4 separate regions of the Homo sapiens genome follow, and regions 2, 3 and 4 are each linked to region 1. The links are chromatin loops, found by intact Hi-C in ENCODE. Cell type or tissue: B cell. All regions are shown on one strand. Each heading gives the region's core, and the rest is flanking DNA. Links, peaks and the distances in the headings are about the cores only. Region 1 has its middle 15 kb from the start of CXXC5. Region 2 overlaps NRG2 (neuregulin 2). Region 3 overlaps NRG2 (neuregulin 2). Region 4 has its middle 40 kb from the start of CXXC5-AS1.

Region 1 (7,306 bases), core at 1,399-6,398:
TATCACCGGGACACAAAATGAGTCATATAGTAGCTGGTCTCAACCACACAGCAGTAGGGAGTTACATACTTTGGGTGCACAACAGTCACACAACAAAGCAAAAAAGTCATATAGTCATATCATCCATCACCACTACCTCAAAGAACATTGTCAAATTAGGTCTCTACGTTGTACAACACAATGGTGCCCATACTGGCAAAAGGATGGGACCAGGAGCCCAAGTATAGAATATGACAGGGGCAAATGCTGCCATAAGTTGCACCCCAGTAACTAAGAGAGGGATAAAGCTGTTTTGCATCTTCCAACTTGAATAAAATTATACCCCACCCAACATGGCACAATAAACAAACACCAGGCAAACCAGCATGAACTTGCAGGGTTCTGACAGGACTAAATGAGCCACTGCAGGTGAGGTGCTTAGCACAGCACCAGGCACATGGTAAGCACTCGACACACAGGTGGTCTTGGTCATTGCTAATGGTTCTATACTACTAAGTCATGTGTATATAATAATGACTGTAACTACTTAGCATCATTCTCTCCATGTTAGTCCAGTCCCTTCCAGGAACCTGATTCACCCCAGCAGCAAAACTAGTTCTGCCATCACATACACCTGGGAAACACAACTCAAGTGTTACAAACACAATTCACGGTGCTGCACTCACCCACAGAGAGGCCACATTCTCACTTCCCCCAGTATACAACCACACCCACCCCAGAATCCCCTCCACAGGGGGAGCAGGCTGTGCTCATGCAGCTGAAAGCTCTGGCTCAGAGACCTTGGTGGGGAAACCACCCCTAATCTCTCACCAGGTGCAACCCAACTAGTGTGCACTGCTACTGGCCCCATTTCCTGCCACTCTCAGAAAGCTGTAGAACACAAAGCACTTCCCTCCTAAAGGTCACCCACCTAGTTACAAAGGGACCCAGAGCCTCCCAAATAAACTCCTTAAGGACTATCCCTTGTCAGTCCCCCTTTCCATTTCTCCATTTCCCCCTAGAGAAGCTGAAGCACCAGTTTCAGTCCCCAGAAAGGCTCTCCCCATTCCAAATCCAAAGCAGGAAACAGGGCTGGCCCCAGAGCTCAGCAATCTCCCCACTCCCATTCCCAGTGGTGCATGTGTGTGGGAACAGGGCCAAGATTCATCAGTCCTTCAGCACACCCTTAAAGGCCACTCCTGTGGTTCCAGTGCAAGGCCAGCTGGGCTGTAGCCCTCACTTCCTCAGTTCAGGCCTGGGCCCACCCAAGGGCTTCCAGGAAATCTCTTGTAGCCAGGGAGCTCCCCCTAAAGGTCCTGTCTAGAATGACTCCCCACATTCCCTAGTTTTGCCTGGCTGTGTGACCTTTGTTAATTCCCCAACCTCTCTGTGCCCAGATCCCAAGTCCTGCCCACAGATCCAAGACACCCTTCAACCCCCTCACAGAGGCTCTCTTTGACTAGGGAGAGAGGTGTGGGCCTGTGACCTAGAATGTGGAGAGGAAAGATGCTGGCTGTAGGTGCCACAATCACCCAGTCATTTATCCCTCTCCCTTCCCCTTCAAACAGAGCTGGGAAACAGCTGGGGGAGATCTGGCCTCCTTCCACAGCATACCCCTCCTCCGTGGCTGGAGGCAAATCCTCCCCCAACCCCAGGCTTTTATTCACCAGGCAGGACAACTGGATTCCCTTTTGTCCCCCAAGGTAAGGGGAAGGACAGACAGACACTGGGCAAGGACACACAGTCTGGCTAGCCATGGCCATTATTCTGCCTGCTCACCCTGTTTGTGGGCACACTCTTGCAGGCCTTAACAAGTGGGCATGTGAGCCATAGGCTGCAAAAGGGCCCAGCCAGTCTTCCCCAGGTCCCTGGATGTCCCAGGAGCTAGCCCAGCTCAAAGGAGGGCAAACCTCTAGCATGTACAGGAATCCAAGAAAGATGTCTCACTGTCCAGGCCTACCTCCCTGAACCATAAGCACCCACGGTCACAACCCTTTAATTTGATAAGGTCATTTTCCACCAAGCATTGCCTATGGGTCAGGCTGGTGACCAAGTGCCCGTTTTCTAGATGAGAAAATCAAAGCAAAAGACAGATAAGTTTATTGCCCAACTGAAAACCCATGGTCTTGTGATTCAAACCCAGATCTGATCCTGTTCTTCAAAGGCTACAGAGCCTTCGTGTTTATGCATCACACCCTGATGCATAAACACTAAGGAGTGTACATGCTCACAATTCTCACTCTCAAGCTCCTGAACACATGTGCAGTCCCCTTCTGCACACACACATACAGGCTGGCCTAAGCTCTCCCATGCCTGGGGCCTGTCAGCCACATTCTCCATGGCTCCCTCCTTCTAACAGGGACAGGGACAGGCAGGGAATCTAAATTCCCGGGTTTCCGCCCTGACCCTGACCCCACTCCTTTCCCACTCAGAGAACACATACCTCCTGCTACAGCCAGAAAACCAGCCCCAGAGGGAGGCCTGGGGGAGAATAAGCAATTCTGGGGGCCAACTGCCTAAGCTCCAGTTATTTGCCTGGGTTTGACATAATAGGAAGTCAGCAGCTTTCCCTGCAGGTAGCTCCCACCCTCTAGCGAGGCTAGACCCAAGGCTTCCCTCCTTATTCCAGAAACTTTCTTAGTTGAGATTCCTTTGGATCCAGCAAAATCCCTCACATGATTAGGCACTACAGCAGGACTCGTGGAGCTCTCAATACACCGTTCTCCTTAGAGTCTATCAGTAGGCAAAAGCTTAGGTTCTAGGTACCAACAGCACCCAGGCAGCTTTCCCCATCTAGGGGCAGTGGTAGCTAATTCTCACAGCCCTGCCTGGGGCTCCCAAATAAACTCCTTGACCTGGGAATTTAGATTCCCTGCCTGCCCCTGTCCCTGTTAGAAGGAGGGAGCCATGGAGAATGTGGCTGACAGGCCCCAGGCATGGGGGGCTCAGCCACTTGGTGGGCTCAGCAAATCTGGAACATTTGCATATCCAGATGGCCAAGCCTTGAATTTCAAAGATTTCCCCATGAAGAGGCAGCTGGCTTCCGGGTGGTGGCCCTGGACGCTCACACCTGTTGGGCTGGAAGACTGAGGAGACCAGGGCCCCAAAATACAAGATAAACTTGAAACAGACAAGAACATTTCCCAGGCCCTATCACTAGCCCCCAACTCTGCTCCTTCTGTCCCCAGGCCTCCATCTTCAAGGTCTAAGGAGCCATGTGCTGGTTGCCCAGGGTAGGTGGGCAGGCAAGTGATAATGGACTGCTGCCTCTGTGACCTGCTAGAAATATGGGATCTCCTTGTTCACATGCAGCAATAGACAGATCTTTTCCTGCATGTAACCTGGAGCTAGGTGGGCAGAGGTCCTAACCTGGAGCCTGGTTCACCTATTCACACACAGAGACATGGCTGCCATAGCAACGGGGAGGGCAGAGGGGAGCTGGCAGCTTGACACTTCCAGTAGGCTTTGGGCTGAAATACAAGTCACTAACCTTTTCCTTCACTGTAAGGCTGAGAACCTGACTGAACTTGGCACTGGCCCATCTGATTCTGGATATACCACGCACAAAGCTTAAGTCCGAAAGAATCTCCCCACTCCAACAAAAGCCCCTCTCAGGTTGTGCCCATGCAGATTCACTGACCACACGCCTCACGGTTGTCACAGCTATGGGTCACCACTGCCCTCTGCTGGCCACTCAAGGCACTAGCATCCACTCAGACACCAAAGCCATCATCTCACTCCCCACATAAGCAAACACACTTCAGTCATCACCTCCATCTGTGGGCACTGAAATGCAACTCCATTCAGCCGTCCTCTGAGCCAGGGGGCTGACAGGAGACAGGAAGAACAGGGACCACCTCAGGGACACAATGTATTAAGGAAGAAATCACAAAGGAATTCTGCTCCCTCCAATATACATCTGAAACTTCAAAAGGAAGTGCCCCCCGCCCTTTTTTTTTTTTTTTGAGTCAGAGTTTCTCTCTTGTTGCCCAGGCTGGATGCAATGGCGCGATCTCGGATCTCGGTTCACTGCAACCTCCACATCCCCGGTTCAAGAGATTTTCCTGCCTCAGCCTCCCAAGTATCTGGGATTACAGGCATGCACCACCACGCCTGGCTAATTTTGTATTTTTAGTAGAGACGGGGTTTCTCCATGTTGCTCAGGCTGGTCTTGAACTCCTGACCTCAGGTGATCCACCTACCTCGGCCTCCCAAAGTGCTGGGATTACAGGCGTGAGCCACCACGCCTGGCTGGAACTGCCTTTTTATGAAGCTTGGAGGTTGAATCCAGGAAACAGTACCTGCCCTATAACTTGTTATGCACCAGAGCCTCCCCAACTTGCCTTGTTTCCTCCAAAGGAGGACTAAGCTGAGGTCACTTGGAACCATCCTTCCAAAAAGCTCACCTTCTCTGGCAAGTTTGGGAAAGCCTTGGTTTCCCTTGTTCCTTCTGTCACTCTGCAGCAGGTGACTGAAAGTCTCAGGTGCCCTCTCAAACGAGGCCAGCTCCCCTCGACTCTCTGTGCAACACATGACAGGTAGCCACACCTTCCAAGATGGCAGTGATGCTGGCTAGGAGGAGAAACTGCCCACAACGACCAAATCAGTATTGCCCCTTAATCAGATGGGAAAAGCTCCAGACAACTGTCACCACATAGGTAGCTTAGCATTTGCCAACTACCTCAAACATGGAACACTTCTCTTACCCAAGATGGTGCTGGCTCTGCGTCCCAAATGTCAGATTGTATTTGTGGGTTGTTTCTAGAAACCTCCAAGTCAGAGGGCCCAGGAGCTTTGGAGCTTCTAAAGCAATCTCATTTTCTATGGAGAACTTTAAACCCAAGGAAAGCTGGCAATTTGAAGACTAGGTTTTAACTCAAAAAACCAAACCCTCCCCACTCACATTTTCCAGAGGCTCTAAAGTTTAGGGAAGGGTGACATCTTTTTAAGATTTAAGATTTTTAAGTACCAAAAAGGAAGTTTAAACAGAATTGAGAACAAGTGGCTCAGGGCAGGGAGAGGTGTGCCTGGGAAAATGGCAGTTGTCACTCCTCGCATCCTTAGAAGTTGGGAAAGGAACATGGTACATTCACCAAGGCTGCTGCTGCTCTTTCCTGTACAGCAGTCACAGGAGGCCTGGGCTGGACACTCAATGGCCTCTTCTTGGCTTTTCCAAATGGGATCAACCATTTGCTTTCAGAGTACAATGTTGGGCAATCAGGCTCCTCAGCTCTGGAAAAAACCATTCTACCAATAACAACTTACACAGGACGTTAAGAACAAACACACAAACCACCACTCAATCAAGGAAAACTATTAAGCTGCTGTCTTGGCACTAAGGTATTCATATAGTTTTACATCTGCTAAGAGGCAGATTACGCTGTGTCTCTGATCAGATAAAGATCCACAAATAGTTTAATTTAATGAAAAGTGACTGCTCATCACAAAAATGTCTGCCTTTGCCTTACCCAGACCAGGAGTAGACATAGAAAGAGCAAAGCTGGTTGGTGATTGTATTATACATTCAGCCAGAGGACAAAGGCCTTAAAGGCTTACTTAGTCCTAACCATTGAGCTTTTCTCCTTACATTGACTAAGGTAAAATATGCCAGCAATGAAGGAATTGCTTCATGAATAGTAACCCTGACAATGTGATCCCGTCTCATTTCCCTATTTCTAAGCCCATCTGAGAAATTGGTCTGGAAATATACTGAGGGGCCTGAATATCAACCACTTATACCAGTCCTGATTAAAAAAGGTTATAGTGCCAGGGAAACACTTAAAGAAGGTTTTTGTGGGATGGAGAAAGCCAGTTTTCATCTAAGTGCATGCACAATATAAAAGAAAATAGGCTGGGCGAGGTGGCTCATGCCTGTAATCCCAGCACTTTGGGAGGCCGAGGTGGGTGGACTGCTTGAGCTCAGGAGTGTGAGGCTGCAGTGAGCCATGTTTGCACCACTGCATTCTAGCCTGGGCAAAAAAGTGAGACCCTCTCTCAAAAAAAAAAAAAAAAAAAAAAAAAAAACCACACACAAAAAAAGAGAAAAGAGAGAAAGAAAAAGAGAAAGAAGGAAAGTAAAGAAAGAAAAAGGAAAGTGGGGAAGGAGGGAGGGAGGCAGGCAGGCAGGCAGGCAAAGGGCAGGGGAAGGGAGGGAAAGGAAGAGAAAGAAAGGGAAAGGAAGGGAAGAAAAGGAAAATAGAAGGGACTAGCTCCAGGAGTGCCCCAAAGGAAGTCTATTTCCTCTTGCTGGATGTATAGTGCAAATAGTTTGCTACCTTCAGTTATTTTCATATTAAAAATCTGCTTTCTTGGCTGGGTGTGGTGGCTCATGCCTGTAATCCCAGCACTTTGGGAGGCCAAGGTGGGCAGATCACCTGAAGTCAGGAGTTCAAGACCAGCCTGGACAACATGGTGAAACCGTCTCTACTAAAAATACAAAAATTAGCCAGGCGTGGGTGGCATGTGCCTATAATCTCAGCTACTCAGGAGGCTGAGGCAGGAAAATCACTTAAACTTGGGAGGTGGAGGTTGCAGTGAGCCAAGATCGCACCACTACACTCCAACCTGGGCGACAGTGAGACTCTGTCTCCAAACAACAACAACAAAAAACAAACCTGCTTTCTCCTGCCTAACATCACTCACCAAAATAACCCATCACTTGAAATAGTGTTTCATAAAGGGAAAATGAGGAAATCAAAAGGAGATGGATTCCTAACACTAGTTACAGTTTTCTGTAGGAGTAATAAAAATGCTTACTCCTGATTTGGAAGGAAGGAAAGATGTGTTTATAATCCTGAAGACCTGGGAATGAGAAGAGAGTTTTTTTTGTTTTTTTTTTAAGACTGAGTTTTGCTCTTGTCGCCCAGGCTGGAGTGCAATGGCGCGATCTCGGCTCACCACAACCTCCGCCTCCCGGATTCAAGCGATTCTCCTGCCTCAGCCTCCTGAGTAGCTGGGATTACAGACATGTGCCACCATGCCCGGCTAATTTTGTGTTTTTAGTAGACACGAGGTTCCTCCATGTTGGTCAGGCTGGTCTTGAACTCCTGACCTCAGGTGATCCGCCCACCTTGGCATCCCAAAATGCTGGGATTACAGGCATGAGCCACAGGGCCCAGCTGAGAGTTCTCCTCTTCAAAACTTACCCTGGGTAGTTAAGGGGTGCCATACAGCACACAGAGACAAAGCCAGAGTTTCACCTTAATTACAGACAAGGGACAGTTTATAGGCATTCCAGCCATAATTTAGAAATAATCCATTTCTCCTGACAAGCTACCCAGGTCTCAAAATAACTTGTTGAAACAAAGAGGAATGATTCAGAAAGCAG
Region 2 (7,306 bases), core at 1,180-6,179, 230 kb before region 1:
CTCACCCCCAAAGCCTTCTCTAGGGAAGCCCCAGTCTCCTGAATGTGACTCATCCTCAGCAAACAGGACTAAGGAGAGACATAGGAGTGTCCAGGAGGTCCCTGAAGGAGCTAGCACCCCAAAGAACAGCAGTAGCTGTCAGCCTTCCACCACCCCCACTGTGCCCCTCCCCAGTGCCTTTTGTTTTGTTCAGCCAGCGGGGAGCACATTTTCTCAAGGAAGGAAGGTTAGGACCATAATGTTGTGCAACTCAGCGGCCATGAAAGATGTAAGTCTGTAGTCAGGATAGTCCAGGCTGGGTGTGAGATAAGGGCCACAGGGATGTATGGAGTTATCATTGTTATCATTGTTCTCCAAGGGTCTTGGGACAGCAGCCCTGCTTGTCAGCAATGGAAATAAATTTCCCCTTGCCCCTCCTGCCCCTGTACTCCCCCATTTTCTCTCTCTCTCTGTCACACACACACACACACACACACACACACACACACTCATACACACACACACACACACACACACACACACACACAGGTTTCCCTTCCTCCAAGAGCTGGGCTGATCTCAGACATTGGACACAGACACATCTGTCTCTTTCTTGTTCCTTTGTGGAATCCAAGAGTCATTTGGCAACTTCCTGGGTCTTCATCCTCCACTCCCAAAGGCACTTATGTTTGAAAATCACTTCTCCCTCTCTAGTCCCCATCACAAGTGGACATCAGTTTCCAAGAGCTAAGGAAGAAGAGCTTGAGCTGGTTGGGAAGCCTTAGCCACTACCTCCATTTACCTGAGCTGGGATGAATAGGGACGAGGGCCAGGGATCAGAGAAGGATGTGTTGACAAGGGGGCTGATGGCAGTCTCCTCCTCCAAACCACCCTGTTCAGTAAGACGACCATGTACCCTCTTCCCACCCATGCCACTTCCCTGATACACTTCCCAGCCCTCCACCACCCCCCAATTAGCCAGGCATACCCACACACACACTCCTACCACTACAGGACAAACCTCCTGCCTCCCCTGGGGGAGATGCCATCAAGGCCCAGAGAAACTCTAGCCCTCTGCTCAACTACCACTCCCATTCCCCACTCCTCCAGATTTGAGGTCACAGGGTGTTCATGAGTATCTGTCACAACCAATGGCTGCCACTTACTGTAAGCCTAAGTGGCTTCCTGACAGTTGCTATATACTGCAATGCTAAGAAATAGAGTACACTTGCCTCTTGAGGAAGTTTACATTGATTAATTTTGAACAGTAGCCTATTATTGAGGGGGACACTGGTGATGAACTTAGCTAATTTCCTAAGGAAGAAGATGCAGAGGCAATATAGACCCATCTCTGAGTAGGGAGATGTGGGGAAGGGGTCTAGCCCTCCCTGTAAGCTTCTCCTTAGGTATCCAGCCTTGCCGGGGTTCAGAAGAGAGTACAGGGCTGGGCATGTCCTCCAGAAATTTGCAAGACTTCTGCAAGAAATCTGAGATTCGCTTGAGGAGAGGGCTGGCAGCCAGAGAGCAGAAGAACGTGTACCCTGTGGGTAGAGACAAGGTCAGGGAGATTGAGTGGGGGGTGCTTTAGAGCTGTAAGCAAGGCAAGATCAGAGAATGAGATCCAGGGCAGGTCCAGGCAGTGATGGAGAAACAGGTCATGGGGAAATGGAAGAGTTTCGCAGGCTGGCTGCCACTAGGACCTTGATGTGGACCAGGCTTCCAGGGTCCCCCAGCGAGCCTGCTCCAATCCCTTTTGTGGTCCTTGCTACCTGAGGCCAGATTCCCTGCACCTGGTATCAGGAAGGCCCACTTTGGGATGCTGATAATTCCAGCTCCTCTCCAACTTCCCATTTCCCTACTAAGCTTTTCCCATGTACATCACACTGGGGCAGCCTATTCCAAACCATGTTCTACCACAAGGGTTCCTCAAAAAACAACATCCATGGTGAAGTAAATTTGAAACACAAATAAATTTGAGAACTTACATGGAAAGTTCAGCTATTTCCTCCTATGAAACTTTCATAGTCTTTCATAGGTGAAGGTACACTGCAACTCTACAAGGCACCCTGAGAATGTATTTCCTACATTGATTTGGCCACAGAACCCTCTTTGAAAGAACAGATAAAACATCTCTTAGGTCACTTTTGTCAAAGACATACACAGTCTGGGAACAGCATTCCCGAGTTATCTGAGTTTCCTGGGGGCTGTTTCTTGGATGAGAAAACCTGCCCAGGGCCCAGGAGAGAATCCTTCAGTCGGTCCTGGGAGGAGTAGCTCCCAAGAACTTGGTATTCCTTAAGGCTCCCAGATCCCTGCCAGCTGACTGACTGCCTGGCACCAAGAGGCCACAGTGCTTGCTTCATGGGGCACCAGGCAGGTAAGAAGGAAAGTCTCAATGACCAGTAGGACAATTTCCCATCTTCCCTCACCCCACTTACCTAAATCATCCTCCCCCTGACCCACCCCACCTTCCCCACCACCCATGGAGCCACATCTATGAGACAGATTTTTAAGGAGATTTCAGAGCCCTCCACCCAGCCCTGACTCCAGTCCCTTCAGCTACAAGTATGACCCCAAGTGCCTGACTTGGTTTTTCTCATTCATCACTGTGCACTTTGATTTCTAACCTTAGCCTCGCGGATGATGCCAGTTTGTTCTGTGATTTTTCCCCTTTTCCTTCTCCAGATGTCCAAATGGATTCTTCGGACAGAGATGTTTGGAGAAACTGCCTTTGCGATTGTACATGCCAGATCCTAAGCAAAGTATGTTTGAAGATACAAACACAAGTCCCTGCTCCTTAGAAAGCTTCTGGGTGCAGTCCCCCCAATGTAGGGCATAGGGCCAGGGGTGTTGGTTGTTTTGATCTTTGGCTGTTTTGTTTTGTTTCTCTTTTCTTTTTTGTATTTTGGTTTGTTAGTTCTTTTTGTTTTGTTTTGTTTTGCTTTGTTTTCATTTTTGGCCTAATCCTTGGGTTTAAAGTTCAGGGCTGCAGGTAAGGGGCAGAGTGGCAAGGCCAATACAAATGGTAACGGTGGCAAGGAACCCAGCTGGCATTGGCAGGAGCCCGTGCCGGGGTGTTGCAATGCCTGTGTCTTGCTATCCTGGCTCTCTCTTTCTGGTTTTCTTTCTTTTGGTAGGTGTCCTGTGGGATACACCGGGGACAGGTGTCAGCAGTTCGCAATGGTCAACTTCTCCAGTATGTCTCTTTCTTCTATTTCTTCTCTTCCCTGGTGACTGACAGTCTCCCCCTGGGGAGGGATGGGGCCTTGCTTAGCAAGACTAGGGGGAGATGTAGAGGGTGTCCTGCGCTCCTTAGAGGAGACGGAAACACCCCCGGCACCCCCACCTCCACATGTGGGCTGTACCTCCTGGGCACAGTAATGCCAAGTTCTCTCTGCAGCAGCCAGGGCCACACCCAGGCCTCCTCCCAACTTCTGGGGTCGGGCAGCCTGGCCAGAATGGGAGGAAGCATTTGCAGAGCCCTCCCCTGCTCCGAAGGCTGCCTGAGGGTACCAAAGGGTCTGGCAGTGAGTGTGTGTGTGTGTGTGTGTGTGCCGACGTGTTTGAGAGAGAAAAAAAGTTCTCAGAAAGCCCATTTTCCAGTCTGGCCAGAGTTTGTTTGTTTTGAGGGTTTGGAAATGGGGTAGAGGGAAGGAAGGGGAATTAAGGGAGAGCAGGACCCAGGGCAATGATTTCCATGAATACCAGAGATATTTATGTGGCTACAGGATGGTGGGAGAGGGGGCGGGGGTTGGTGCTGGAGATGCTAAAAAGTTGAGGAAATGAGGAATTGAGGGGTAACTGGTGACTCTCTCAGCACCTCTGTGGTCTGAATCCTCCCATCTAGGATTTTATTCCCTTCCTTTCTTCAACTTATGAGGTTGGAGCTTTCCCTTTTGCACAGTTTGCAAAAAAAAAAAAAAAAGAAGAAGAAGAAGGAGAAGAAAGAAAGAAAAGTGAGCCCCGAGGCCCAAGGACCCAGCCATAATTATGGAGTGCTTTTATTTGGGGCCTGAGAGCAGTTCCTTCCAGCACCACCAGGTGGAGGTGGAGCAGAACAAAAAGCCTCTGGCCGGCCATTGATTCTGCTTGAGGACCAGGGGTCCGCTGGCTTGCAAGGCCTGTCCCCAGTTACCCATCCCATCCTGCAGAGCAGGCTAGGCCCCTGCGTGCCCCCCGACCTCCTCTTCTCCAGGGAGGACAGCTGGGCCCCATGAGGAGTGTGGAACCAAGTGTCCACATGGCACTGGATACTGGGAGGTAGAACTCTGGGAGGTGCTAAAGGTGGGATCCAGGGGACCATGTAGGTAGCCTTGGAGAAAAGGGGTTTGGGGATTTAGGTCTCAGGGTGGAGAAATGATCCTTCCCAGTACTCCTCAGACCACAGCACAAAAGTCCAGCAAGTTACTCCCCACCCCAACCCCACAGGGGCATAGAGACCCCTGGGGGATGGGAGCTGCTTGGCCCAGATGGTCAACTATCTTAATAGAGTGTGGGAGGCCAAGGAGGAAGGGCAGAGCCTGTGGGCAGGACATGTGGCCCAACAGAATTCTCTAGAACGCAGGCTCTGCAATCATTTCAGAGTCATATCCAGCCCTGAGTGCAGGACTGTAGAGCAGGAGGGACCTCAAGAGAAGGCAGAGCCTAGGCAGAGCTGGGGGCCAGGGGCAAGAGACAGTGGGGCAATATTCCTCTCGGCAGAGAGCCTCCCGGGCTTGTGAGACTGTCCTGGATGGCGAGTCCCAGCCTGTCCTGAATCAGAGCAGCAGAGCCTCCGGAACCGGGCCGCTATCCAAGGCCTCTCTGCCAGCTGGGCTGCTTCAGCTTTCAGCCTAGATCTGCTAGGAAGGTCAGCAGGGCCCCGGGAGCCCAGAAAAGAGCCTGCAAAGGCAGTCCAGGCCCTTCTGCCTAGTGTCTTCAGTAGCTTGACTGTTACCTTTTCGTAAAGGATTTATGCTCTTCAAGCACTTTCCCAGAGAGCACTTCATGTACTGCTCTAGCAGATAATTACTGAAAAGGTAGTGTAAAGTGCTGGCTTAAGTGTTCAGGCTTCGGATTCAAAGAGACCTCAGTAAAAATGCCAGCTGCTGAGCTTACTAGCTCTGGGGCCTCTTTAACTTCTCAATTTGTTTTCTCATCTGTAAAATGGGGATGATGACATTTATGCCTGTGGGGTTACTGTGAGGATGAAATGAAGTGCTGCATAAGAAGGGCTTAGCAGAGAGCCTGCCATTGTGATTGGAGCACAATTTAGTACCTCTCCCAGCTACAACTGGTATGCGGGGGCAGGGCAGCATCAGCCCCCTAGAGGCTGACTCCCAGCACATCCTGAGCAAAGTGTCCAACCTGCCCAGATAGCATCTAGACCAGGTTATCTTTTGCAGAGATCAAAGAAAGAGCCTGTGACTGCAATAGCACATTGAAGCTTTTCTTTCTTCCACAAACAGCCCCTCCATTCCCCACGGGTCAAAGCTTGTCCATCTTTATGTCCCCATGTAAAAGAGCACACATACTTGTACACACAAGCACAAACGCATGAGCATGGGCTCATACATGCACAAACACACAATCATGTTCTTACATACCTGCACACATGAGCAAACCCATGAGCATGTGCTCACACCTGCACACACAAGTGCAAACACAGGAGCTCATGCTCACATCTGTACACATCACTGCCTCCTTGTCCAGGCAGCCTATGACTGTATGGCATGGGACATGTCCAGGATGAAGAATTTGCATATTGTCTGGTAAGCACAGCCCTGTTGGGAGTCCAGCATCAGGTTGCCATGGTTACTGGTCAACATGCAAATTTCTGGTTAATAGGACCTTCCGGTGACTCAGTGGTGCCACTCCACCCTGGCTGAGTGGCAGCCAATGAACATAATGAGTGGGAAGGTCTTGTCTTTGCTGGGGCGGACACAGCCATAGGCCCCTCATGTTCCAACCCATGCTTCCCAGTGAGAAAGCTGCCTACCCAGTGACTGGCCAGGCCCTCAGTGACCCCACCAATCATGCCAGCCACCACTCTAAACAGTACTGGCCTTTGACTCAAAGAGGAGGCCAGTTAGGAGCCCTAGAAGCTGCAGCTGCTACTATTCGGTTCCCAGAGGAGTGATGCAGAAGAAAACGCTTAAAGGGCTTTGGGAGCCCTGCTCACTTCTCCAGCTGGTCATTGTCCTCAGGAATACCCAGCCAGGCCTGCCCAGAAACTCAGTGGGCAGGAAAGCCATGGCTTAGCACCAAGGGACCAAAGGGTCTGGCCTCCAGTCTCCCTTCTGCCTCCTAATTTGCTGTGTGACCTTGGGAAAGTGTCCTAGCATCACTGGGCCCCAGCTGCCTCATCTAATACAACCACCTCGTCGGAAAGTGGGGCCCAGACCAGCTCTATGAACCCAATCCTCTTTGCGTCCCAGGTGTTGTGGTCAAGCTGGGCTGTTCTCTCAGGGCAGCATGGCTGGATAGCCAAACAATGTGAGCTCTCCAGCTGCCTGAAGGGTCCCTGGGCCACAGCATTAACTACTCAGTGAGAGGTGCGCCAGGGTTCTTTGAGAATTGTCAAGTTTGTACTGTCTACTCAGCACGCCTGACCAGCCCTGGGACACCCTGGAGAGGAGTGGACAAACTGTACTTACGGCAACTTTTTCCTGCCTCCAAGCAGTCAGAGTGGGAATGCAAAGAAACCAAAACGTCAAGGTCACTCCCCAACCTGGGATTTAATAGCAGTACAAGAATGGCTTGTGTCTGGAAAAGCTGGGAGTAATGAATGCTTCATTGGTGTGGTCTCTGCATGGAACTGGGGGGTTGAAGCCCCAGGATCTTCCTCAAGCCTCTTTAGTCAGAGCCATCACAGTCCCTGGCTCGGAGCCATGCTGCTCTCCCGCCCTTTTCCAAATGCAGAACCTTCTGGAATCCCTATCAGGAAGTAGATGAGAGGTCCAGGGATGGATAATGCGCAGGACTTCCTGCGGATTGCCACGTGCTCGCCTTCCTCCAAGGCAGATGAGAATATCAGACACAGTGTCACACCTTCCCTGGATCTAGTGGTGCTGACTATACACCTGGGGAAGCCAGAGAGTGAGCCAATCCAGGCTAGGAGGAGCGGGGCCCTGCACGCATGCTGAGCTCATGCCGTCCAGGCTTGTTCACATCTTCCTGTAGCTGTGTGCAAGCACTTTGGACAGACAAGGAAACAGGGATTATGGCTTACCCACATCCACATAGTGAATTAGGGATGAAACGGAGACTCTAGGCTTGTAGACCGATGCTGGCTGCTACATTAGAATGGTAGGTGAGCTTTTTAAAAACACTGTTGAGATTTCTGGGC
Region 3 (7,306 bases), core at 1,518-6,517, 340 kb before region 1:
CACACTCACCAATGTTCTTTTCACTTTTACATATCTGATATGCAAAACGTTATTTCATTTTAATTTACTTTGATTATGATTTAGGTTAACATTTTAATAAGCTTATTAGCATCTTATGTTTCTTTTATGTCTTTGCCCATTTTTCTGTTGAGGTATTTATCTTTTTCATATTGTTACAAGGTTCCTTATATATCTAGGGTATTAATCTTTATTTTGATAAATGCTGTATAGAGTTTTTCAGCTTATTGTTTGCCTTTAGTAGTTTTGTGCCATTCTTTTTTGGAGACAGAGTCTCGCTCTGTCACCCAGGCTGAAGTGCAGTAGTGCAATCTCGGCTCACTGTGACCTCTGCCTCCTGGGTTCGAGCGATTTTCCTGCCTCAGCCTCCCGAGTAGCTGGGATTACAGGCGTACGCCACATACCCAGCTAATTTTTGTATTTTTAGTAGAAACGGGGTTTCACTATGTTGGCCAGGCTGGTCTTGGACTCCTGACCTCAAGTGATCCGCCCACCTCGGCCTCCCAAAGTGCTGGGATTACAGGTGTGAGCCACCGTGCCCAGTTTATGACATTCTTTAATACAGAGGATTTATATTTTTTAATATGGTAAACATTATCAGTATTTCTTTTTGGTCTACTTCTTGATTCATTCTTAGAAAGACTCTTCTATTCCTCCTGTGTGACATAAACATCTACCTAAATGTCCTAGTGTTTTATTTAACATTTAGGTCTCTTAACCATCTATAATTTATTTTTGTGTATTATAGGCCTAGTGTTTTAAAATTTTAGTTAACTTGTTATTCCAGTATCATTGTTGGACAGTCCATTCTTTTTGTTTTAATACAAAATGTCACTTAACATTCTACATGTATCTATAATATTACATTTTATATACGCACTGGTCCTGTTAATAAAGCCTTTGTTCAACACCTGCAATTGTTTCTTGGCTTTATATTATGTTCCACTGATTGATCTATTCTGGTACCTGAACATCATTTTTAAAATTATTGTAGCTTTATAATACATTTTCGTATCTGGCAGTGCACGTTCTCTTTTTTTGTTCTTCTTTATCAGTATTTTTCTTGGCTATTCTACGTTTATTCTTCTAGATAAATTTGAGAATCAATTATGCCCTTGGGTTTTTTAGTTTGGAATGCTGTTAAATGTAGAGGTTACCTTGGGGAGATATGTTGTAAAGTACTACATTTTTACTTTCATTTATTCCTTTTTGTTTGTTTGTTTCCTTTAATAGAGCTAGAGCATAATTTTCTATTGATAGATCCTGCACGTTTCTTACTAACTTTAGTCCTATCATTGTATGTTTTATTGATATTACTAATGGGATGGTATTTTCATTATATTTTCTAATTGCATATTGCTCATGCACTTGAGAATGCTTGATTTTTTTTACATTTGTTTTGTAACTGGAAGGCAAGCATGCTGTCTTCTGGTTTTTCCTTTTGTGGGTTTGGGCCAAAGGCATGTTTGACCTATTTTGAGGCCATTTAATTTCCTTCTGGGTCTGGGCCACAGCTCCTCCCCGCAATTCCTTGCCATTGTGAAAGGAGTTTGGGTGAAGAATGGTGGGCACAATCAACTCCTTGTTGGCTGCCCCCTAAGGACAGATGTGTTGCAAAGCAAATGCCTACCTAGTTCTTTCCCTACTCCAACCCCAGCTGTTTGGATGCCAGGAAGATGACTTACCGTCTAGTGGAAAATAGGCCCATGAATCAAAGCTGACACAGGCAGAGTGATCGTGGAGGAGCTAGGGTGTTAAAATGAAATTGATGCCAACCCTGGGGGCTCTCAGGGAAACTTTAAGGGCCTACATGTGTCATCAGCTTGGTCTCTGGGCTGGCTGAATGCATCTGACTGAGGTAGTCCTTTACTATGGCCCAGAGGCAGAGCTAGATCTGCTTCTTTTCTCCCCATGTTGGGGAAACTGAGGTTGAGCAAACAGGATAGTCTCCAGGATGGTGGTGTTGTCACTGTGTTCCCTTCTAAGAAGGATGGAGATTCATTAACTTTCAAAGCTCAAGGGGAAAAAATAAAAAAAAAAGAAAAACTGGTTATGGAGACTGGCCTCATTTTCAAGTCTGAAGCAAACGCATGTTTGGAAAGGTTTCATGGATAGTGCTAACTAAGGATTCCCAGCAGGTTTTACACATTCTACTTTGGTGGAATGTAAAGATTAGCACTGCCTTTTCTGTCTGATTTTTAGCACTTGGGGTTATATCCCAGTCATGAGCACTCTCTCAGCTTTCCTGCCTTCCCACTGCTTCCTACCACAGGCCACTTCTTCTCTTCTTTGCTCTCTGGTCTTTCATGCACAGGTTGCATGCTAGAGGAGAAGATGGTCCCAGAGGTACCCTGAAAAAGGAGATAAGCTCATCAGGGGATAGCAGGGCTGGAATAGTTAGAGAGAAACATGGAGGGATAAAGGATGTTGGTGGGAGTGGTGGACACAGAGGGTCAGAGTGCAGGGTAGAACTTAGAAGCCAAGTAGTCAGCCCAAATTAGCCTTGCCTGCATCTTCTAGTGGCTCACTCTTGAGGGCCCCTCCAGTGGAGGTGGGGATGTTGCTCTAGTCTTGGTGGTCCTATGAAGCCTACCTCCTTATCATGTGAGGTTTTATCAACCTGACTTGAAAGCTCTGATCCTGTACCCAGACCTTATCCATTGGCCAGACCAGTTCATTTTCTCTACTCCTTTCCTTTTATCCTTAGAACCAAATGAATATCCAGGTTGTTGTTCAAGTGCTCTAAAGAAGGAAACACCACCATCTTGGTTGATGTTTTACTCCAGTGTTTTGGACCATCTTGTTCCCAGAATGTTCTATTTTATAGCTATCTTAGGCCTTCTTGTAATACAAAACCATTATCCTGTGGCATGAATTGGAGAATGTGGAGAATAGTCAGACATCTTTTTTCTGTATAGCCCTTTAGGGACTTCTAAAGGTTATTCGGTTTGTCTTTGAACTTTTGCCAGCACAATGAAGTAAAAATAATACTTGTAAAGTGAGGGGCACAATGCCTGGCACATAGTAAAATGACATTCATTGTTTTTATTGCTTTATTTATATTATTCTTAGGCGATGATAGCACACTCCATTTGCAATATTATTTAAGTTCATATGTCAATGGGAGGCATGGAATTGTTCCAGTAAGGACGGGAAAGGCACATAGTGTTTCCCTTGCCCTTCCTGTTTGAGAGGTGAATGCAGTGTAAGCCAAAGGTCATCATCTATTATTTGGGGTGGAACTAGAAGCTAGAGGGCTCACTACTCCACTAAACTCTAAAATACTTGAGGGCAAGAGTTGTGTCTTATTTGTCTCTGAAATCTCTGGAGCTGAGCATAGAGTTGATTCAATAAACATTGGTAAAGGAAGGTAAGGAGACAGGGATAAGCTGGTGTGGCATCTCAGCATTGCAGGAGACACTAAGATCCCTGTACAAAAACTGTCCCTCTAACATGTCTGCCAAACTAGAGATCCTGCCTTGCTTGAACGCACCTGTTGCCTGATAACTCACTCCTTTTGAAGGCTGCCAGTGAGGTCAGCTCTAATTGGTAGAAACGCTCCTTTCATGGAGGCAGAATCTGCTTTGCCTTGACTTTTACCTGTTAGCCTTATGTCTGTCCCTCTGAGCTACACAAAATAAATTTAGTCTTTCTTCCAGATAACAGCCCTATAGATATTTCAAGATAGCTATTATTTCTTATTTCCTTTTGCCAAATCTAGAACTTGCTTCAGAAAAGCTTCAGGAAACTGTGTCAGAGTCATAACAAGTTATTAAAAGCCAGATATGTTGGCCTTAATCTTGGCGGGTTAAATTAGAATGGCCCTTTCCTAGCACTGGCTCAGGGCCAGAGTCTGCTTCTTGGGTCAGAAGAATATGGCAAGGCCTCTGAGCCCTAGAACACTATATCCTTCATGTTCTAGGCTAGGACTGTGGGCTGCCACGCGGCTGGGCTGATTGCAAGCGCCGGAACCCTCTGCCGGCAGCTTTCCACCAGGTGGCGGGGCATTACCTGCCTGAACGCGGACCCGCGCACCTTCCTCATCTCTCCACCAGGTGGCAGGGCAGGCTGCGTCTCAGCTCCTGCACCGGCCTCGGAGTGCCCTCTCCTCCTGGGCTGAGGCTGGGAGGAAAGCTGTAGGGGCTTTGGAAAGGTCTGCTGCCTTCCCCAGTGAGGACCAGCGGATGCCTCTGCTGCCCTGTGCGGGTGATGGAGCTGGGTTCTTGCTGGGCTTGCTGAGTCCTGGGCAGCCTGTCCAATAATATGCCGTTGCTTGTTGGAGTAGTGTCCAGAACACAGCCTGTTGGGAGCCAGCCCTCAGTGAAAGGCCGCCGAACGGAGAGCTCCCAGTGTGGACAGCTGGCGCTGCCGCTCAGGAGCTACCCCTCTGCCCTTCCCAGCCCTCCTTCCTCCTTCCAGTCCCCTGCAGGCGTGGAGGAAGGTGCTGCTGTCTCTCTGACCCATCCCCTTTGGCGAGGATCGACCAGGTTCCTCGCCTCACACAAACAAGATGAAGTCCAGGCTTGCAGAGTCAGAAAAAATTCTGGTCTACAGGCCTCTTCTCTATAGGGAGGATGTTCCAATCCTGCCCTGCTCCTAAACTAGGCCCCCTTGAGGCTCCGGGTTCTGGCCTTCTGCGCCCTACCCTCACGCAGGCCCTCTCAGCTCCGGGCCCACCACGGAGGCCCGTTCTTTCTGTGGTCGGCCTCATCAGCTGCCTCCGGCTTGTCACTTCCACATCTTCCCTTCTCACCCCTTCTCAGCCGGGCGGGCAGGCATGGTGATTCTGGGCCCAGCCTCGGTATTTCATTGGGACGGGACTATCGGAGAGTGGGAAGGCCTGACTTGAGCTGCCAGTGCCTGCTAGGAAAGCAGAAGCTGTTTCCCTCAGAGGCCTTGGGGGTCAGCATGGCCTCCTCCCCCTGGAATGAAACTCTGGAAGGGGCTTGAGTAAGCATGCAGTCCTGTTCTCCATTTATTTATTTATTTATTTATTTATTTATTTATTTATTTTTATGTTTTATTTTTTGGGACAGAGTCTAGCTCTGTTGCCCAGGCTGGAGTGCAGTGGTGCGATCTCAGCTCACTGCAACCTCTGCCTCCCAGATTCAAGGGATTCTCCTGCCTCAGCCTCCTGAGTAGCTGGGACTACAGGCGCCCGCCACCACGCCTGGCTAATTTTTGTATTTTCAATAGAGATGGGGTTTCACCATGTTGGCCAGAATGGTCTCGATCTCCCACCCGCCTCGGCCTCCCAGAGTGCTAGGATTACAGGCAAGAGCCATTGTGCCCGGCCCTGTTCTCCTTTCATAGGTAAGAAAATCAAGACCCAAGGTTAAAGGAGTCTTGAGGGCTCTGACTAGAGCCCAGGCATTCTACATCTCTGATGAGGCCTTGCATCTGAGGGATCTTCAGTTACCAGCCTCTCCTTAGAAGTGTCTCTGCTTTTCTTCCCACCTGGCCACCAACTGCCCTCTCGTGGGCCCACCTTGTGCACGGCAGCAGCGTCTTCATCAGCTTTTGTTGTCTGGTACATTTGGCCACCTGTGGCCTTTGTTGGGCTGCAGGATGAGGAAAGAGGAAAAGGACACTTGTCCTTCAGTACGGAGACTCTGTTGCGGAGGAGGTATGTGTGTCCTGAGAATGTCTGAGTGGGTTTTCTATTCCTCTGCCCAAGAGGAGTACTTGTTGGACATCTACCTTGTACCCAGGGCTGAGTGGGATACAAGGTAATAGTCCCTGGAGTGAAGGTCCTTATAATCTAGGCATGAGGTTGACTCTAAATAGCTTTCTTGAATCCCATGATCCCTGGCCCCAGCACCGGCCATTGCCTCCTCTTCCTTTCCAGCCACTCCCGTTGACCCTATCCCCGTGGGCTATGCAGTGTGGAGACTCCTCACATGTGATTCCCACATGACTGGCATCTCAGGTCTCCTGCAATCCCCTGGGTGTTATATCTCGGAGCAAGGGGCAAATAAGTTCTATTGATGTGGAGCCACTGGGGGAGGCTGGGGGCCTGCATGACCCCTGTTTCCTCCCAGGCCTTTTTTTGAGCAGTTCCTGTAAGCTCCTTCCCATCCATTAGAGATAGGAGAAGCCTCACTAGCCTTCTGCATGAGCAGGTATGCTCTGAGCTTGCTTTTCTGTGCACTTAGGGAAGCTTCTAAATCACAAGCTTAGATTCTTTTACCTTTCTGTTTGTAGCCCATCAGCAGCTCACCACACAGTTTCCCAGGCCCTCCAGGTCCTCCTGCTTGCATTTCCAACTCTCTCTCTCAGCCTCTCCTCATCACCCCTGACCATGCCAAACTTCCCTTTTCTCCTTTTTTAAGTCGCATATGCTCTCATTTCTAAACTCTTGCATATACTAACCTCTTTTTGTGAAATCTTCTTTTCTTCCCTCTTTCCTCCTCCAGTCTTTGCTGCTAGTTCACACCACCCCTAAGAGCTCATCTTAGAATGTCCCTCCTCTGGGAAAGCTTCCCAGCTCCCAAGAGTAGGGTGGGTCCTCTGATCTTACCTCTGATGGTGCTTGTCAGACTGAATTGTAGTCATTTGTTTCTTAATATCCCTTCCTTACCAAAGTCATACCTCCGTAAGGGAAGGGGCCAGTGGTTTTGTTTATTTGTTTCGTGGAGGGATCCTCACATTCCAGTGCAGTACCTGTCGCGTAAGTGCTCAGATTAGACTTGTACAATGTGGTATGAATGCATGGGTGGGAGAGCTGGTGGGCCTTCCTTGAAGAACTTCCTGCCATCTCTGATCTGGATTCTCTGGGTGTTTAGGTGCATCACTCCTGTGTTTCGTTGGCAATGGAGCATAGTGCACCGAGGTTCTCTGGACAGAGACCATTCATTGGTTCAGTAAATATTACTGAGTCCCTGCTATGTGCCAGGCACCACACTGACACTGGGGATACCATAGTAAATAAGCGAGACATGGTCCCTAAACTCATGGGGCTTATAGCCTAGTGGAGGAAACAAATAATAAGTAAGCAAATATAAAAAAAAAATTAGAAATTGTGAAAAGTCCTAGGAAGAAAATGAATAGGCTGATATAGGGCAATATGAGAGACTGGTAGGAGGGACCTTGCCCACAATCCCCTCTCCCCCTGGCTAGCACACCTCTCCCTCTGCAAAGGCTGTGAGCCCCACATCCATACCTCTGCTGGCTTTACCTCACAGTCACATCCTGACCTTGGCAAGAGTTGTACTAGTGAGCACTCCTGACAGCTCTTCCTTTTAGCACTGTCTGCAATTGGGGTGACGGTCTCTACCAGACTGGGAAG
Region 4 (7,306 bases), core at 838-5,837, 57 kb before region 1:
CAGTATGGTTAAGTAGCACCTTGGTATCTGGTCCAGGCTGGGCTTGGTGTGTGTATGTGTGTGTGTCTATTACTGGGAGTGGGGCGGCAGTGGACAGGGTGTTGGGGGAGCTGCTGCTGCTGCCTCCCTAGTATTTTTAGTCTCGAGAATGAGCTGAGCTCAGGGCTCTGAGCTCCCATCGACAGTGAGGGAAATGGGAAGGTCCCCACCACCCCTCCCTCCCACCAGCAGCCTGGAGCCGGGTTGGGTGGGGGTGGGTCTGAAAAGGAGCAGGCACCCCAATGACTGGGGGCAGTCAGGCCCTGACCCCCTGCACCCCTGCCCACACCCATCCAGGCCGTCCTTTCAATGCCCCATTCCCTTGGGAGTGTGTCAGCACCCAGCTAAGCTGGCAGGGACAGGTGCCCCCATCTGCCCCCTGCTAACCTCAGCTTCCCTTGCTAGGAGCTCCAGGCCAGCTCTCGCCTGCATCAGGTCAGCGCTGCAAGGTTCCCATGACAACGGATGACAGCAGCAGAGGCTACTGGCCGCAGGGTCAGGGGTGAGGGGAGTATGGGTGGAAGAGCAGGAGAAGGGAAGGGGCCCAGCATGTGGGTGGGGGAGGGGCTAGAGTGAAGGACCCCCAAATTGCAGCTCCCTCCTGAGTCTTGGACCCCCAGAAAAGGTCTAGAACCGTGGCTGATTGATACTGGAAGGTCCATTGCACTAATTGGGAAAGCTAGGCTCAGGAAGGGCTGGCTATGCCTTTGGTCATGTGATCATGAATCCAGCTATGGGTAGGGCTTGGATGGAAATCCTATCCCCCTGCCTCCCAGCCCAGGACTCTGCTGCTTCTAGGCTAGGCATGAGGCCAGATGTCCCCTTATCCCCACCTCCAGGAAGGGTGTGGGTCCCGAAGCTCTCTGACCGGCCTGGCCATTCTGTGACTTGGATTCCCCATCCTGTAATGAGTATTCAAGGCCCCCACACTAACAGATTACTTGTGATCAAGCCTAGCCCCTCACTTTATTTTTGAGACAGAGTCTTGCTCTGTCGCCCAGGCTGGAGTGCAGTGGCATGATCTCGGCTCACTGCAACCTCCATCTCCTGGGTTCAAGAGATTCTCTTGCCTCAGACTCCTGAGTAGCTGGGATTACAGGCGTGCACTAGCACGCCTGGCTAAGTTTTGTATTTTCAGTAGAGATGGGGTTTCATCATGTTGGCCGGCTGGTCAAGAACTCTTGACATCAGGTGATCTGCCCACCTTGGCCTCCCAAAGTGCTGGGATACATGCATGAGCCACCGTGCCCGGCCCAGCCCTCCACTTTTTAACATGGGATATGTTTTGGTTCCTCTGGAAGGAGATATGTCAGGAATCAGCCTCCAGCTGACTTCCTACCTCAGTCTCAGGGCCCCAGAGTGGGGTTGGGAAGTTGCCCCACATACCCAGATTGACTAAAGGCTTCACTCCAGATACATGTTAGCCCCTCCAAAGCCTAAAGGCCAAAGGTTCCAGAACCATCATTGGCTCCCACTGTCCCCAAGACAAAATATACCCATTTGCCTTGGATCTTGAGATTGGCCCATCGTTCCCTGGGCTCTCTCCAGTGTGGTCTCCTCACTGCCCCAGAAGTACCAGTCTCCAAGCCTCCTAGATAGGCAGCATGGTACTTCGAGGCTCAGCTTCACTCACCTCCTCCAAGAAGCCTTCTTGGCTCTTCCCATGCATTCAAATCTCTTGCCTACCAAGGGGTACAAGGCTAGAGAGCTCACAGGGACCTCACACAGGATTTCTCATTCCACCTTCATAGGATATCTGAAAAGCAATGTTACTTGCTGATGAGTAAACTAAGGCCCAGAAAGGAAAGCCTTTGTAGGTCACATAGCCTGTGAATGTCCACTTGGTGCCTGGCTCCAGAACCCCTTTTCTCTTGGAACTTCTTGGGGCCTCCTCTTGGCACTCGCCAGCCTGTGGCCCTGCAGCTGGGCTCCCCAAGCTCAGACCTAACAGTTCTTTCCCCAGCCCCTCATATACAACAGGCCAACCCATGTCCTCCTCCAATTCATCCATTGATTCAACATTATTGAGCATTTGGCATTTGCCAGGCAGACAAGCCCCTCCCTCCAGGAGTGCTCCTTCTAGTTCAGAAGATCAGCAAGTGAACAGGTGAGTTCACCCAGTGTGACCCCAGCAGGATTGTGATGGGAGCACTTAGGGCAGTGGGTGCGTAGAAGAGGGTACTCCAGCTCTCACTTACAGAGTCAAGGCCAACTCTGACCTTAGAAGTCTTCTGTGCAAAACAGCTCAGCCTCTCTTAGGTCCCACCTGCCTGGGGAACCTTATTCTCATGTCTAAGCTCAATTCCACTTGCTGCAACCCCTCAAAGACTTTCTAAGTGAGTGACTGGCTGACAAAGGCCAGTTCCCAGGTACTGACCCCAGTGCTTTATCACCCAGTAGCCTCATCTGTATCTGCCCACTCACTCTGTATCTCTCTCCACCATCTCCACAAGCCCCCCAGGACAGTTCAAGAGGGCTGGCTGGATAGCAGGTCCAGAGCCATCGGATCCATCACACATCTCTTTGAGTCCCCCAAATAAATACAGCAGGTCCAGGGACCTCTTTCAGTGGCCCCCACCTCTAGCTCTATGTTAGGGAACTGGCAGTCTCGGGGAGCCATGGGAGCGGGGCCAGTGGGGACAGCAAGAAGTAGGCAGGGAGGCAAGGGTCAGAGCCTCCCCCATTGCAGGGCTGCTGAGCCAGGCCAGAAACTGGGGGAGGGAATGAGACCACGGGATTGCTGCTCGGTCCTTAGGGTCCCTGAGGGCCAGCAAAATGGAAGAGAAGGAAACTCAGCTCCCAGAATCCTCCCACGAGTTGGACTGGGGGCCATGAGGGCTGCGGGAGGCAGAGCAGACTCCTGACATTCGACCCAGCACCCCTCCTCGAGGTGGGGGCCCGGAGCTCTGGGCGCCCTCGTGATGAGGCCGGCTGCAGGGTGATTAATCTTGCCAGGCCTGTGCGTCAGACCCCCCACCCCCAAGCCTCCCATGGCCAACCCCGCCCGCGCTGCCCTGGGAGTTAATCTCCGCTCTGGGGGACTTCTCAGCCGCTGTCACTGCTGCATTAATTCTGAGGCAGAGGGAGGCAGGAAGGAGGGAACACAGTTGGGGCGTGGTGGATAGCTTCCTTGGGAGGGTTTTGTGATTAAGTGGCTGGTGAGGAGGGGTCCCAAAGGATGGGGCCTGGGTCCCCTTCAAGGCCCAGCCCTGGATGAGGGGTGGGGTCATCCCTATTTTTTCCCCCAGGCCATCAGAGCCCTTATATCCCTGGCCTCTAGCCCTCATCGTTCACCAGCTGAGCCCCAAATGCAGTTTGCAGTTTTGACAGCAGATGTCTCTGCTATTATGATTTATCAAAATGCTTAAGGTAAATAATGCACACATATTTATAGGAAAGGAGTAGGTGGTAGAAGGGGAGGGATTGACCAGGCTAAGGGGGCTTTGGGGCCTGAGAACTCAGAAGGCCCCTGCCACTGTCCTCAGCCCTCCCTACTCAGACCCAGGGTTGACCCCAGCCTGGCCCTGGGGAGATGGCTGGGTGACACCAAGCTAGCCCAGTCAGCAGCCCAGACCTGGCCCCCAGGAGGGCAGGGAGCGAGGCAGCCAGTGGCAGGACCTGTCTCGCGGGGCCCCGCCAGGCCTGGGAGGTGGCCACCTGGGGGAAGCGGCTGAGCCAGCCTCACACCTCAGCCGTGTTTCCATGGCTTCACTGCGTCCTCGCTCCTGAGGCTTCCGTCGCCTTATCAACGGCAGCGGCCACTGCTCGCCCTCACCCTTGCAGCCGCTCCCCAAGACTCCCAGCAGCTGCCTGTGGACCCACTGCTGCAGAGCCAAAACAGCCACAGGGGGTGCCCCTCCCGGGCAGGCCTCAAAGCTGGAAGAGGGGCTGGGAGCCTGGTGGGAAGACACCAGGGGGAGCGGTGGGCAGGAGCCTTTGTGGATTCAGGCTGTACCCACTTCGGGCCCCCGAAATACCCACGCCCTGTCATTGCAGGGGAGGGGGCGGTGATCCTAGGTTACCCCCTAATCCCCTATCCTCGCTCCATACTGTGCCCTTTGTTTCCAGACCTTTCTGGGCTTGAGAACATTTGGTTAAATAACTTAAATAAATGTATTAATAAATTCGGTATTCCAATTTGAATAGCAAAGGTAAAAAAAAAAAAACAAAAAACAAAAAGAAGTGCAGACAAGTTTAAGGAAGTAAGTAATACTCAACCCTAATCCCACATCTGGGCACGATCACAGGCAGCTTGTGGGATGGGGGAGGGGGTCCTTCCAGCCAAAGCCTGCAGCATGGCCAGGTGCTTAAGGGCTAGCTTCCGAAAGCAGACGAACCTGGTTGTGTGACCTTGTATGTCTCGCTACCTCTCTGAGCCTTAACTTTCTTATCTGTCAAATGGAGAGAACCGCCTAAAGCCCCCCTCATAGGTTGCTGTGAGTGTGTCAGTGCAATGGAATGGCCCAGTCCCTGGTGCACAGGCCACAGGCTCTATGCCTTGAAGCAGAAGGATCTTGTTTAAGGTCTCTAGCCAAGGGGTATGGAGGCTCCAGGGACTGGAGAAAGGAGGCTCTTTGTAGTAAGTTTCCCTTACCTGTGGACAGCTCCCCAGTTAGGCTGGAAATGCGTGAGAGAAAAATAATGTCCAGAAAGAGGAGAGAATGTGTTTCCTCAGCCCACAGATGTTTCCTACCCCTTCCATGTGTTGGGTGCCAGCGCTGCCCTTACTGAGCTGCAGACCATAGCCCTGAGGCCAGGTGATGTCACCAAGAATGACCAGTGTTGTGATGGGCTGGGGGTGGGGGGCGGGGGGCAAGGGACACTTGACCCAGCTTGCAAGGGACAAGAAAGCTCCGAAGGCGGGAGGAAGGCATCATACAGGTGGGAGATGGCAACAGGAAACGAAGCAGCATCTGACGAAGCACTGGGAGGCTGCGGTAGGCGGCCACCTGGACCCCTCAGCTGTGCCCCGAGAGTCCAGCCGCTTTGCACCCAGGCCTGGAGCCCTGGAGGACCCGGCTCACCTCCTCTGGGCCCGCCCTATCTTCACACCCTGCTGCTTGGAATCTGAGGCAGCCCTTGTTCTCCGGCAGGAGGGGAATTTAATGCCACTGAGAGATGGCAGGTCGACAGGCAGAAAGAGATGAAAGTGTCTGCACTGGCAGCCTGGCCGGCAGCCTCAGGGGACCCTCCTGCACCTCCACCACCCTCTCCAGCCATTCTCTACTCCTGCATGGCAGGAACAGCCCTCAAGGGAGATGTGGGCCTCTGGGGACAGGACTCCCTGCAGGGCTGTGTGACCCTAGGGGACAGCTGGGCCTCTCTGTGCCATGCCTGCAGGATGTTAGGGCCAAGGTCTGGGTTATTACCATGCTGGTGGCTGCCTGTCCCTCCCCTAACCCTGGCTGACTGTCTTCAGCAGTGGCTGGTCAGCCCAGGGCTGCGGGTGGGCGGGGGGGGGGCTTGGGGCCAGGCTGTGCAGTGACCTCCATCCATCCATCTCTGGCACCTGGGAGGCGGTGGGAGCCTGTGCTGCAATCAAGTCAGACCCAAGTGGCCTTGACTACAGCCGAGCCATGTAGCCATCGCTGCCTCCTTTTTTGTGGCAGTACAAAGCTGGGCTGAGCCTGGGAATGGTGGCTGGGGCCCCGAGCCAGAATCTGTGCCTGTTGGAGATGGCGTGGGTCTTGGCACTACTAACTGTGAGGTGACCTTTGGCTCTGCAAAGCACCCTGTCAAGCTCACCACCCCACAACCCCTGGCTATGTTGTCCTTCTTTCTTGGAACACAGAGAGGTAAGGGCACCTGGCCAAGGTCATCTAGCAAGGACACACACATACACACACACACGGCTTTGACACATGGTGACCAAGAAATAAGCAGGGACCCATGTGTCCAGACTCCCAGGCCCCCTTTCCATTCTTTTGGAGGTACCTGATTTTTCTCTCAAGGTAGCCAGGAGCCTGGGTTCTAATCAGGTCCCTGCTACCATCTTGCTCTTGCTATAGGGGAAGTCACATACCCTCTCTAGGCTTCAGTTTCTTACCAATAAAATGGGTAATAATTTCTGTCCTGATGACTTTTGGGGGCCAAAGAAGTAAACTTACTGGACAAACTGAAACCAACCCTGGGCCTCCAACCAGCCTTGGGCCAAGGGGAAGTACTCGTATAGACAGCCCAGCTCCTGGCCCACAATCACCCAGTACAGCCACAGGACCTATCCTTCTTCCTTCTTCCTGCACAGCGCAACCACAGCAAGCTCAGAGCAGAGGGTCAAAGGCCTCGTCTGGAGTCCTGAGTCAGGTCCAGGGCATGGGACAGGCGCCTCAGTCTGGGTGGGGGATAAAGGCAGCTAGAGACTAGGTCAGGCCAAGACTGGCTGCTGTCGGGGGAGGGGGCGCCTGGCAGGCGCTGGGCAGGCTGGGGTTGGGGGAGGCCTTTGGCGGCCTCAGAGAACAAAGAGGCCGGGGTTGCCAGGATATTCTGTGGAGTTGAAGCCGGTGGTGATGGGGCTGGGAGAGGGGCCGCAGCGGCCGTGGGAACTGCGCCTGCTGCCCCCACGCCAGCTCCCCCATCCAGACTGGGCCTCAGGGCCATGCGAGGGCACAGGCTGCAGGTGAGAGGGGCTGTCAGATCCCCCACTCTCTCCCTAGAGAGGCTTTCAGGGCGGAGACCCAGGAAGTGCTGGAGGCAGACACACAAGGCAATAGTGTCAGCAACACTGAGAGGATCACAGGTGCACACTGACACAAAGCCATGACCACACACCCAGGGTTATGCAGGCAGCATCACAGGGTCACACTATAGTCACACGGAGACATCACACACACACAATCCCTGGTCAGTCCCAGCCCACATCCATGATGGCCACACAGACACAAAGTCACACACTTATTGAACCACCCAGTTTTGCCACAGGGTCACGCAATGCCACGTGTGTTGTAAACCCAAAGTGACACACTCACATAGAATCACTCAATGTCACACACTCACACAGAATCACCCAAAGTCACACATTCAGTTGTACAAGCCGGTATCACACTGGGTCTGTTACAGAACTGTACAATGTCACAAGAGTACACACGCAATGTCACAGAACATTCCAAAGTGTGGCCACTGACATACACTAACCCATTCACATCTCAGTCTCCAATAAACTGTCACAAACCCATTTGCATATCACACCCGATGTCACACATAGCCACATTACTGCACAAAGCCTCACACAATTGTCAGGCCCTTAAAGCATCACTCACACACACACACA

What was found. A loop is a pair of places that touch in the nucleus more often than their neighbours do. Peaks named below come from ENCODE experiments on the same cell type or tissue, not always from the same donor. Only the 100,000 strongest peaks of a DNase experiment are listed, where the experiment ranks them.
Region 2: it touches region 1 in a loop (19-fold over the local background); 8 of 110 quality-filtered maps call a loop at or near these places.
Region 3: it touches region 1 in a loop (8-fold over the local background); 12 of 110 quality-filtered maps call a loop at or near these places.
Region 4: it touches region 1 in a loop (22-fold over the local background); 105 of 110 quality-filtered maps call a loop at or near these places.

What each region holds. Positions count from the first base shown.
Region 1 is chr5:139,629,826-139,637,131 of GRCh38, reverse strand. No RefSeq gene overlaps it. Among named protein-coding and RNA genes, the nearest start is that of CXXC5, 15 kb to the left of the region's middle. RefSeq lists silencers at 1-168, 615-834, a cis regulatory region at 644-1,479 and an enhancer at 3,514-3,808. In B cell, for the core only: CTCF peaks have their summits at 3,444 and 3,644 (motif pointing left); DNase peaks (open chromatin) are centred at 2,069, 2,272, 2,774 and 3,651; H3K4me3 peaks cover 322 bases; H3K27ac peaks cover 3,937 bases.
Region 2 is chr5:139,860,984-139,868,289 of GRCh38, reverse strand. It overlaps NRG2 (neuregulin 2), which reads left to right. Exons shown (of 10, transcript NM_004883.3): 5 at 2,665-2,741. Among named protein-coding and RNA genes, the nearest start is that of PSD2, 69 kb to the right of the region's middle. In B cell, for the core only: CTCF peaks have their summits at 3,827 and 4,027 (motif pointing right); a DNase peak (open chromatin) is centred at 4,029; H3K27me3 peaks cover 605 bases.
Region 3 is chr5:139,965,700-139,973,005 of GRCh38, reverse strand. All of the region lies in intron 1 of NRG2 (neuregulin 2), which reads left to right. Among named protein-coding and RNA genes, the nearest start is that of NRG2, 74 kb to the left of the region's middle. RefSeq lists an enhancer at 3,890-3,939. In B cell, for the core only: CTCF peaks have their summits at 3,847 and 4,061 (motif pointing right); a DNase peak (open chromatin) is centred at 4,055; H3K27me3 peaks cover 2,494 bases.
Region 4 is chr5:139,686,292-139,693,597 of GRCh38, reverse strand. No RefSeq gene overlaps it. Among named protein-coding and RNA genes, the nearest start is that of CXXC5-AS1, 40 kb to the right of the region's middle. RefSeq lists a silencer at 3,616-3,725. In B cell, for the core only: a CTCF peak has its summit at 3,367; DNase peaks (open chromatin) are centred at 3,377, 4,357, 4,651 and 5,057; H3K4me3 peaks cover 433 bases; H3K27ac peaks cover 1,975 bases.